Linked DNA regions of Homo sapiens: region 2 is linked to region 1. A link is an interaction called in ENCODE POLR2A ChIA-PET data of the cell type or tissue named here. Cell type or tissue: PC-3. All regions are shown on one strand. Links, peaks and the distances in the headings refer to the core of each region. The heading gives the core; the rest is flanking DNA.

Region 1 (5,235 bases), core at 1-5,000:
GCACAAAATGAGAAGGAATATCTTACTAGGGATTGTGACTTGCACTTGCCATATTTTGAAAGTACTGGTTCCTATCTTGCTCTCTCAAACTGCATTTAAGAAACCCTACATCAGAAGTTATTTTCATTTCTTCTGTGAAAAACAGAAAATCAATAAAAGACTGGAAAAACATATGAAATATAATTCTGCTTAAAAACATAACCATTATTTAATCTCAACGGGCCAATTTATTTTAATCCAAAGAGAAGAAGAAAAAAAACACATGTATAAATTTAAAGTTTGTTTTGAAAAATTACTTCATCCATGTACTGTCCAGCTCATAAAAACAAAACTTCTTCCAGCGAAACGGGACACTTTGACCTTGTTTACTGCAGTGTTTGGAAACCGCTGTCTCGTAACTCCTGACATCACCGGTGGTGCATTAGCACCTGGACTGCTGTTGGCTGCACATGCTGATACCCCAACTCTCTTGAATCACCCGTGGCTGAACAAATACTCACAGAACAGTAAGGATAGTGGCATTAGCATTAAACCCACAAAACTCACAAGACCTTTTAGAAGTGTCACATCTCTCTGTTCACTTATACAAGAAAACAAAAGCATTGTATATCTGATACTTTTTAAGTCCCGGCATCCAGACTGAGTACAGACAATTCTTTCTTCTGACCCTCTCCCTGCCCAAGAAACGGGATTCCTTTCTCACCAACCGCCATATTGGCAAGAATTTCTGCCACAGAGTTTTACTATTAATACTAGAAGTTCCAACCTACTTTCCACCAATAAAAAGTTCCCACAAATCTTCCTAGGGGAGAATTTATTTAAGTATATTTTAGAGTTTCAAAGAGCACTGCATTCTTAAGTTTCACAAAATCAAATTTATTTGTTTTCTTTTATGGAACATGCTTTTGGTGGTGTGCCTGCCTGTTGCATTTCTAAAGAAACAATTTTCTCCTGTAAGCCTGACACATTTCCCTTTCTGCATTCCCCAGTTCTTTTTCTAAATACACCAAAATCAAAGCAACGGATAGTTGCAACCACTGGAAGCAAGCCACAATTCAATTTGTGCAAATATCTCCCCAGATTCACTTCTTAAATAAAACTAAATCCTGGTCCTACAATGATAGTGGAATTTTACAGAGAAATTAAAAACCCAAGTTTAATGTGTCTGAAATCAACTGATAACCTTTTACTGAAACCACTTAAAAACATCACGTCCTTAAACTATAGTCACCAAAAAATATAGAACACAAAATACATATTTGAGCAATTATAGCCCTTGTTTGTCAAAGAGGAGTAAAAAGAAAAACATCCAGAGTTAATACAATTAATTAACTCTAGCTAAAGAACTACTAAAAAGACCCTCCAAATGCCATGCTGTTACTACGACAACTTCAAAATTGCTTGAGAAAATGTGCTGGATTGTCAGATTCGTGATAAAACAAGTGTCATCCTGCCTGCTAGGAATTACTTTCATTTATATCAGGCAGCAGAAAGGCTAAATGGCCACTTGCAATTCTGAAATATTAGGTTGTTACCTTTTGATAGATGCTGTACTCTTCATTCAGATCATGAGAAGAGTTAAAAAATAAATGAATCTCTCTCAATCATCGGAACCCTTTTGGTTTCATTCCTGCAACGATACCACTCCCACCGTCTATCTAGTTGGTACATTATTTTGTATAAGGAAAGCAGCAAAGTCTGATTCAATCTGAAAGGGAAGGGCCAAGAAAAACCCCTAACAGTATCTCGTTTCCAAATACAAATAGGTGAGCAGACACTCACTCTGATATTTAAGGGTTAATAATGACACAGAAAAAGAAAACGGCATTTTCTCCCTTAAAATTCCTGCTCCTAGGTATTCAGGCTGATTTACATTTTACGTAATCTGATGGCTCAATCAGGAAGTGAGAATTTTAAGTGCGTGAGTTATGGACGGGAGGAAGCATGTGACCCATACATAGCAAAGAAAATTATGCAGCAGATGAGCACGCTAAGAAAAATAAACTAAGCAGTTTAAAAATAGTGTTTTGAGGATATATCGACCCATGAATATACTATGGCTTTTGAGAACTAATAATTCATTTGGACGCCTTAAAAATAAATCCCCAGGACTGTTTTAAAAAATATTACAAGATCCAAGGAATCCACGGTGAGAAATTAAAGTTTAATTATCCAAGAAACTGTTTCCCTCAAGTGCATATCCATTCATGGTTTATGTTAAAGGCTATTTTTCATCATTATTTAAAGATCAGGCAATACGTAATATAATCAAACAAAACACAGATTGCAGTGATGTTTACTTAAGCTTTATTTATATATATAGTGCGTAGGTTCCTGGAGCACAAAGAAGAAAGTTGCTCAGATTTATCCAGACCTCACATAAGTTTATAGATTTCAAGTAGCCACTGTATTTTATTACAGAAAATACATTCTTCAAGAGGAAAATGTTAAGGCCATAGAAGCTTTCACCTTAGCTATCTAAGCTTGTATTAGGTCATCATTAAATAGTATCTGTATCATTCTTATGTGTTCCGTAAGTTATGCCACAAATACCAGACCAAGTACACTCAGTCTAGAAACAAAAAAGTGGGAAATAAAGGTTAAAACATTCTAATAGGTGTAATGGGCTGATAGATGACTTTATATTACAAAGCTACTTAAGACAATTCTACTTTTCTAGAATACAACGCATTAATATAAACATTTGAAATTCAGAAGATTTGGCCTGTGGATGCTTTGTTTCTCAATGCAATTCTTGTTAATATGTTAGTAAGTAATAATTTATTAATACCAATAATAAAAAATTAACATGGTTGAGAGCAGGTGTATCTCATAGCCTTTATCAATTTAATGCTTAATACCAAAATGCTATTCATATTTTTATTTCAGCCTATTAAAAAAATTTATACCACAGCTCTGGGCAAGTGGCAGGGTGGCGCCAGTGACAGGAATCAGTTCTGCGTATTTCTTGATTCCTAGCTCATCTTCCTTTAATTCTTAAACACAAGAGGTAGCTGGCGGAAAGAAGAGACTGTTAGGAAAGACAGAAACCTTTCAGAAAGGAAGCTTAAGGTAGATTAAGAAAAGTTAGGGAAGCTGAGAAGCATACAATCTTCCAGATGGAGTATTACATGACAACTGTCATCATCTTACTAAACTTGATATCATATTTGTTGACTGAATTAAGGAAAGATGAACTAGTTACCAAGAAATATACTCAGCAGATTGATTCATGGCAAACCTAGCTCAGCCACTTGCCTAGACTTCAGTTTATTTAGGATAAACCTCAGAGTATGTACTTCTCAACTCCTTCATTTTATAAATGAATCTTGGGTCCGGGCTCAGCTGTCAGTCAACTATCTGTATAGTAAATACAGCAAAGTCTCTTAACTTCTCTAATTTCCTGAAACATCATATTGTTACCTTTTGAGAGATGTTGTACTCTTTATTCAGGTCACAAAAAGAGTAATCAGTAAATGAATCTCTGAGTAATCAGGACCATTTTTATTTCATTCCTGCAACTATACTACTAATCAGAAAATTAGAGAAATTAACAGACTTTGCTATGTCACAGAGATAGGTGAGTGAACTGAAACCAGACCTAAGGTTTTGGACTTTCCCAGGCTAGGACTCTTTTTCACTATGTGCTGCCTTACAACTGTCACCTGAGGTTCGAGTAACTCTCCAACTAGCCAAGCCCTGGCTACTTATCCTAATCATGGAAAAGTCAAACAGTCAGGATCCAGAGACCCTCGCTCTGTGCCACCTTCTTCTTAACTCACAGGCCCACTGACCCTCACTGCTGCTGTGGGCTGCTCCCACCAGCCCGTGCTGAGCCTCCTACCTCATCTGCGAGGAGACAGGGCAAGTTCCAGCCTGAGGGGCATGGCTTCTGAGATGGTTCCAGTCCCTCTTCCTGGCTCGTTCCTTCCACTGGTACTCACAGCTTCCTCATTTTTCCTAATGGGAAAATCAAAGCACTAAAATAAGAAAAATCACTTGTTTTGGTTCATGTCACAGCTATACTGGGATTCTGAATAAACACAAGAACCAGATAATATTCTAGAAAAAGTAAAATTAACTCCTACTTCATAAGATTCACCAGAATTAATTCTGTGGAGATTAAAGAGCTAAATATAAAAGGAAAAAAAAAAGGAAGAAAACTAAATTAGTAGAAAATTATTTCTGAATTTGGAATGGGAAAAGAAGATTTAGCTTTATAGAAGCAATGAAAAAAGTAACAAAAGGCAATGTAATCCAACTGCAACAAAATTTAAAACCCCTATATGTCAAAAAACAGCAAACAGAATTGAAAGGTAAGCAAAAAAAGGCCAGGTGTGTTGGCTCACACCTGTAATCCCACCACTCTGGGAGGCTGAGGCAGGAGGATTGCTCAAGGCTTGGAGACCAGCCTGGGCAATGTAGTGAGATCCTGTTCCTACAAAAAAATTTAAAAACTAGCAAGACATGGTGGCACATATGTGTGGTCCTAGCAGAGGCCAGGGTTGGAGGATCACTTGAGCCCAGGAGTTCCAGGCTGCAGTGAGCTATGGTTGCATCATTGCATTCCAGCCCGGGTGACAGAGGGAGGCCTTGTCTCTAAATAAATAAAAAGGTAAGCAAAAAATAAAATAGCTGTAACAGGATAATATTCTGTATAGTATTTGAATGTAAAAGGTAAAATGTAATAACAGACAATTCACACAAAAATATAAAAGGCCAATTAATATGAAAAAAAATGCTCGATTTCATGAGCAAACACCGAAATTCATTTCACCGATCACAAAGATGGACAACAAAAAAAGGAAAGCTCATGAAGTGAGGTGAGACAACCATTTGAGGAAATTAGCAATATATGTATTTTTTCAGCCTTAAAACTGTTTTGACTCCTAAGATGTTTATAAATATCTCCTAAGGAAATAATCGTAGATACATAGGAAGATAACTATGGCAAGGACATACTTAGCAAAAGCATAAAATCGGGAACAACTTAAACATCCAAAGATGGAATGGAGCATGTGACTAAACAGATCACAGTAAAAATTCGTACGCTTAAATCATGATTTTTGAAGAATGCTTCATGATACTGGAAATGACAAAATATAATATTGGGTGCAAATGCTGAATATAAAATCATACATAAACATGATACTAATGTTGCCAGGTAAGAAAGAAAGTGAAGAAGAAGGGAGGGACAAGCTGGTCTCCAGACTGGATTAGGATACATTAAAAAAG
Region 2 (5,495 bases), core at 236-5,235, 53 kb before region 1:
GGGTCAGAATAAGATCTCACCACAGAGGTATGAGCAAAAAGAAACAGGATATGGTCTGTTCCTTTCAAGCTTCCCACAGGGGCCAGGAGCCCCTTTTGCAGGATGTCTTAATAAATGGGACATAAAGGTACCCATTTGTCTAGAGTGCAGTGTTGGCTGCAGACAGTGAACATATGAAATGATGCCCTTAAAATGCCCTTTGGCTCAAAACGAGTCCCCTTCCCTGACCCTAGCTTTAGAAATCAAAAGGAAGATGATCATGTCATGGGACCCCAAATTACACTCACACTGCAGGTGAAACACTGGGGTGACTTTCACACGCACAGCTAAGAAGGAAGCCAGTTTCCGTATGACTGCAAGTGCACAGAAAATCTAGCATGCCGAACAGGAGGAGCAGTGGAGGGGAGTGCTCGCTTAGGAGGGACCCAGGAGCATGCAGAGCCTCTGTCCTGAATCTGCTCCCTCTATGTAAGGAGGCCATGAATAAGGTACCCATTCCAAGAACAACAGCAAGGGGAGGGTTAGGAGACATTCTCATCCAATGTGAATATAAAAATCTTAAGAAGAAAACAATACCCACTGCTTTCTGTTCCATTGTCCCAGCTTACTGTGTGATTTTCTGTTAGGAGAACTGTACCCACAGCTTTAATTTGATGCATTTGCTGGATCATGCTTTTTTAAACAAATATAAAGCAGAGAAGAAAAAAAATCCAAGGTAGATTTCAGTTAAACTATCACCACCACGACTCTCCAATTCACTCCCGTGTAGAAAATGTGCATTTGTTTCTACGGAGCATGTGTAGACAGCCCTAGCTCCCTGGAAGAGAGATCTGAGGGAAGGCCATTATGGACGCACAGTGGTCTTAACACAGCGAAACTCCTCTCTTCAGTAGCTTTTTTTTTTTTTTTTTTTTTTTGAGACAGAGTCTTGCTCTGTTGCCCAGGCCGGAGGCAGTGGTGCGATCTAGGCTCACTGCAACCTCCGCCTCCCAGGTTCAAGTGATTCTCCTGCCTCAGCCTCCCAAGTAGCTAGACTATGGGTATGCCCCACTACACCCAGCTAATTTTTGTATTTTGAGTAGAGATGGGATTTCACTATGTTGGCCAGGCTGGTCTTAAACTCCTGATCTCAGGTGATCCACTCGCCTGGGCCTCCCAGAGTGTTAGGATTACAGGCGTGAGCCACCACGCCCAGCCAGTAGCTCTTTTAAAAATAAACTGGGCTGGGCATGGTGGCTCACACCTGTAATCGCAGCACTTTGGGAGGCCAAGGCTGGAGGATCGCTTGAGGCCATGAGTTCGAGACCAGCCTGGGCAACACAGCAAGACTGCATGTCTCTACAAAAAAGTTTAAAAGTAGCTGGGTGTGGTGGTGAGTGTAGTCCCAGCTACTTGGGAGGCTGAGGCAGGAGGATCGTTTGAGCCCAGGAGGTTGAGGCTGCAGTGAGCCTTGATGGTGCCACTGCACTCCAGTGACAGAACGAGACCCTGTCATACACACACAAAAAATTAAAATAAATTGCCTACTTTAAAAATAAAGACAAGGTGGGGCGCAGTGGCTCATGCATGTAATCCTAGCACTTTGGGAAGACGAGACAGGTGGATCACTTGAGGTCAGGAGTTCGAGAGCAGCCTGGCCAACATGGCGGAACCCCGTCTCTACTAAAAATACAAAAATTAGGCGAGCTAAGAGATCACAGCACTGCACTCCAGCCTGGGTGATGGAGCGAGACTCTGTCTCAAAAAAATAAAAATAAAATAAAAATTAATACAGGTGTTGGGAATGAGGTCTGGGAGGTGGCTGTCATTTATCTCTAAAATCATGCTAGAAGCTAAATATATAATCATTTTTCCTCCACGTTGTTTCCATGGGCTTAGAAGAGGGAAAAAATGGCACTTAGTGTTACTAGGACCAAAAGACAGCTCCTCCTACTAAAAGATCATCCTGGAGTTGCTTAACTGAATATTTATGACATACTAACATCCTTTGGGGGAAAACACGTTTCGAAATAATCAATTAAAAAAAGCAAAGTGATCAATGACAGCTGTTTAAACACCACCTGGAAAAATAGGATTTACTCCACAGCAGCTCCCTGGGTGCAGAGATCTTGGTGCAGATCCCATTTCGCTGACTTGCTTTCTCTCCTTAGACAAATGTGTGTGGCGGGGCTGAGTACCTGCTCATGTCCTTTTCTGGGGACGCCACACATGGCTGGTTTCTGGCCCTTGGGGACAGTGGCTCAGGTCCAGAGGAGAACCCTTACTGGCTGTAGTGTGGTGGGCACAGCAGGGGTGGGCCGGTTCACCTCCTGGCTTTGAAGAAATGGGTTCTCTCCTATGGCATCTGTGATTCCCAAAGTCCTCAATCAAGCAGGAAGGGGGTGAGTCGATGGCTCTTCCCAAGGCCTTCTCCTCCCATGGACAGCTTCTCTGTCCGAGTTCTCTCGCCGTTTCTCCCCCTTTACTCCATCCCAAGAGGCACTTGTGAGCTTCAAGGGCATCTTCTAAATATTACATTCACTCAGTGCCCCAAAGAGGACAGCCTGTTCTTAGAACATTGCTCAATTCTTTCTCCTGTGGTAAGGATTCAGTTTGTTTTATTAAGAACTAGTGTGGCATAAGTTCATTCTCATCCAAAAAAAAAAAAAAGAAGTATATCAAGTCTCTTCTTTTGGCATATAGTAGATAGAATTGTTATTATTCTTGTTTCTGTCCCAGAGCTAATACATTCACGACACACTGGCAAAGGATATTTTGAAAAAGCTGTCTATGGCAAATAACTGATTTGTTTCATTTTGTAAAAATGAAGTTCTCCTTTCTGACCCAAGTCGTTTTCTAAACGATCTCAAAGGGCAAGCTGCCTCTTCCAGCGGGAGGCTGAGGCCACGCTGGAACCTCCTTCCGAGGTCTGGACAAGAGCTGTGTGGTGCAGAGGAGGGAGGGCTGGGCCCAGAACCCAGAGGTCTGCCTCGGGCTGGCCTCTCTCTCCAGTCCTGTGACCTCTGGCTGACCAAAGCCTCCCTGGTTCCGTCCCTTCATGTCTGAAATAAGCAAGCTATATTTAATAGTTTTCCTTTTGCTCTAAAATAAGATGATTCTGAAATACGACATTAAGTGTGAGGCTGGTTTCTGCTTTGGACCTCACCTAAGGGGTTTTAGTCATAAGCCCATGCGTGGAAACTGGCCCTGCCAAAAAAGAAACATTCTGAATCATTCAAAACCATTAAGAATGTTGGCTCTGACTTCAGAAAGGCAAGATAAACAGACCCGTGCCCAGCGGGAACTCACTTACTGGATGTCTCTGTGTTTTTAACTCATCGGTGCCTGAGTACTTCCCAGGTTCCTTCGAATGGCTTCAATGTTTAACGCTGTCACATTTGTACTATGAACTCCACTTTCATAAAGGCGGGGGCAGGGGGGTATTTAATTTGGTGCTAAGTGCTCATTAATCTTTTTAGTGTGGTCACCAGAACTGGCTTTTTTGCAGCCTCTAATCCAAAAGCAGGTTAATTCTCCTGCCCCACACAGGTTATAAAGTTAAGAAAATGTGGCACATATACACCATGGAATACTATGCAGCCATAAAAAATGATGAGTTCATGTCCTTTGTAGGGACATGGATGAAATTGGAAACCATCATTCTCAGCAAACTATCGCAAGAACAAAAAACCAAACACCGCATATTCTCACTCATAGGTGGGAATTGAACAATGAGATCACATGGACACAGGAAGGGGAATATCACACTCTGGGGACTGTGGTGGGGTCGGGGGAGGGGGGAGGGATAGCATTGGGAGATATACCTAATGCTAGATGACACGTTAGTGGGTGCAGCGCACCAGCATGGCACATGTATACATATGTAACTAACCTGCACAATGTGCACATGTACCCTAAAACTTAGAGTATAATAAAAAAAAAACATTAAATAAAAAAAAATAAAAAAAAAAAGAGTGAAAAAGTTGGGTCAAAAGATGAATCTGTTGTACATGTTGGTATATGTCACTGAATTGTCCTCTGGAAATGTGCCAAATCAATAAACTCATAAATGTCTTCTGAAAAAAAAAAAAAAAAAAAAAAAAAAAAAAGGAATAAAGCTTCCCCGCCCAGCCTTTAAAGTCCTTTTCCCCTAAACAATACTCCAAAATCAATGAATCTAGAGATTCTTTGCACCGGAGTGGTTTCCAAATCAATTGACCTCTAAGCTCCAAATGCATTTTGATTCTGCTTCTATTGATCTGAAATAATAAAGGCTATGGAATTGGGATATGGTTCTGGTTTCTAGTGGAGTTTACCTGAAAAACTAGGATACCTTTGACCATCCATATTTCTAGGAAGCCCTCTGACTATCCATATTTCTAGGAAACCCTTTGACCATCCATATGTGGCTACTTTTTTATACATACAGTACTCATGCAAAATAAACAGAAAAATAAAAGAGTAAATCCCAACTTCCAGGTGACAGTTTACAGCATATCTGGCAACTACGTGGTAGAGTTTAGTGGGCCTGCCAGAGTCCTTGTGTATGCCCCAGACATAGGCATACACACACAGAGCTCAAGAAAGCTGCTCAAGAAAATGACAGTCTTTTTTTTCTTTTTCTTTTTCTTTTGGGGGGAACTTTCACTGGTATAGAACTAACTGGGCACATAATGGGTAAGGACAAACACTGAAACTTTTTTTTTTTAAGTTAAAAAATTCCAGCTGGGCATGGGGTGGCTCATGCCTGTAATCCCAGCACTTTGGGAGGCTGAGGTGGGTGGATCACCTGAGGCCAGGGGTTCAACACCGGCTTGGCCAACATGGCAAAACCCCATCTCTACTAAAAATACAGAAATTAGCCAGGCGTGGTGGTGGGCACCTGTAATCCCAGCTACTTGGGAGGCTGAGGCAGGAGAATTGTTTGAACCCGGGAGGTGGAGGTTGTAGTGAGCTGAGATCATGCCACTGCACTCCAGCCTGGGCGCCAGAGCGAGACTCTGTCTCCAGAAAAAAAAAAAAAAAAAGTTAAAAATTCCATGTTCAGAAAGCAAGAGACACGGTGTTATTTTCTCCAATTCTGAAAGCTCCCAGTGGTGACAGCATCGTTAGCCATGTGTAACATGTGCATCCAGGCAACTGACTGTCACCAGACTTCTCCATGGCCTTACTCAAACTGAGTAAGCTGGTAGTATTTCCTAAGAGTTGTCACTCAGTTGTGAAAACAGAGAGCTTTTTGTTTTTTGGAAAATCCTGATCAGCCGAAATGACTGGGTGGTCAGCCTTGCCCATCTTTTGGCTACTTAGATAAAGGCTTCTTTTCCCAGGCAAGGAGAGAGATGATGGTTAACTTGCTTTTTAGACTGAGGTCATTGCTATTCGCTGGTGTAATGAATAAGCTAGACGTTTAAAAACAAAACAAAACAAAACAAAAAACCTCCTTTCAAAAGCAACCACATTTTTCTCTTCTCTGGAAATGAACAGAACGCGTCATGAACAGAACACGTCATAATTTT

The links. ChIA-PET counts read pairs that join two places held together with the same protein. Peaks named below come from ENCODE experiments on the same cell type or tissue, not always from the same donor. Only the 100,000 strongest peaks of a DNase experiment are listed, where the experiment ranks them.
Region 2: POLR2A ChIA-PET joins it to region 1 with 18 read pairs; 23 of 35 experiments call an interaction of 5 or more read pairs at or near these places.

What each region holds. Positions count from the first base shown.
Region 1 is chr7:130,941,876-130,947,110 of GRCh38, forward strand. LINC-PINT (long intergenic non-protein coding RNA, p53 induced transcript) reads right to left here. Exons shown (of 8, transcript NR_170176.1): 6 at 3,845-3,960. Among named protein-coding and RNA genes, the nearest start is that of LINC00513, 31 kb to the left of the region's middle. In PC-3, for the core only: no CTCF peak of the experiment used is centred there; DNase peaks (open chromatin) are centred at 426 and 1,906; H3K4me3 peaks cover 2,676 bases; H3K27ac peaks cover 4,104 bases.
Region 2 is chr7:130,888,398-130,893,892 of GRCh38, forward strand. All of the region lies in intron 6 of LINC-PINT (long intergenic non-protein coding RNA, p53 induced transcript), which reads right to left. Among named protein-coding and RNA genes, the nearest start is that of MIR29B1, 14 kb to the left of the region's middle. In PC-3, for the core only: no CTCF peak of the experiment used is centred there; a DNase peak (open chromatin) is centred at 3,234; H3K27ac peaks cover 3,807 bases.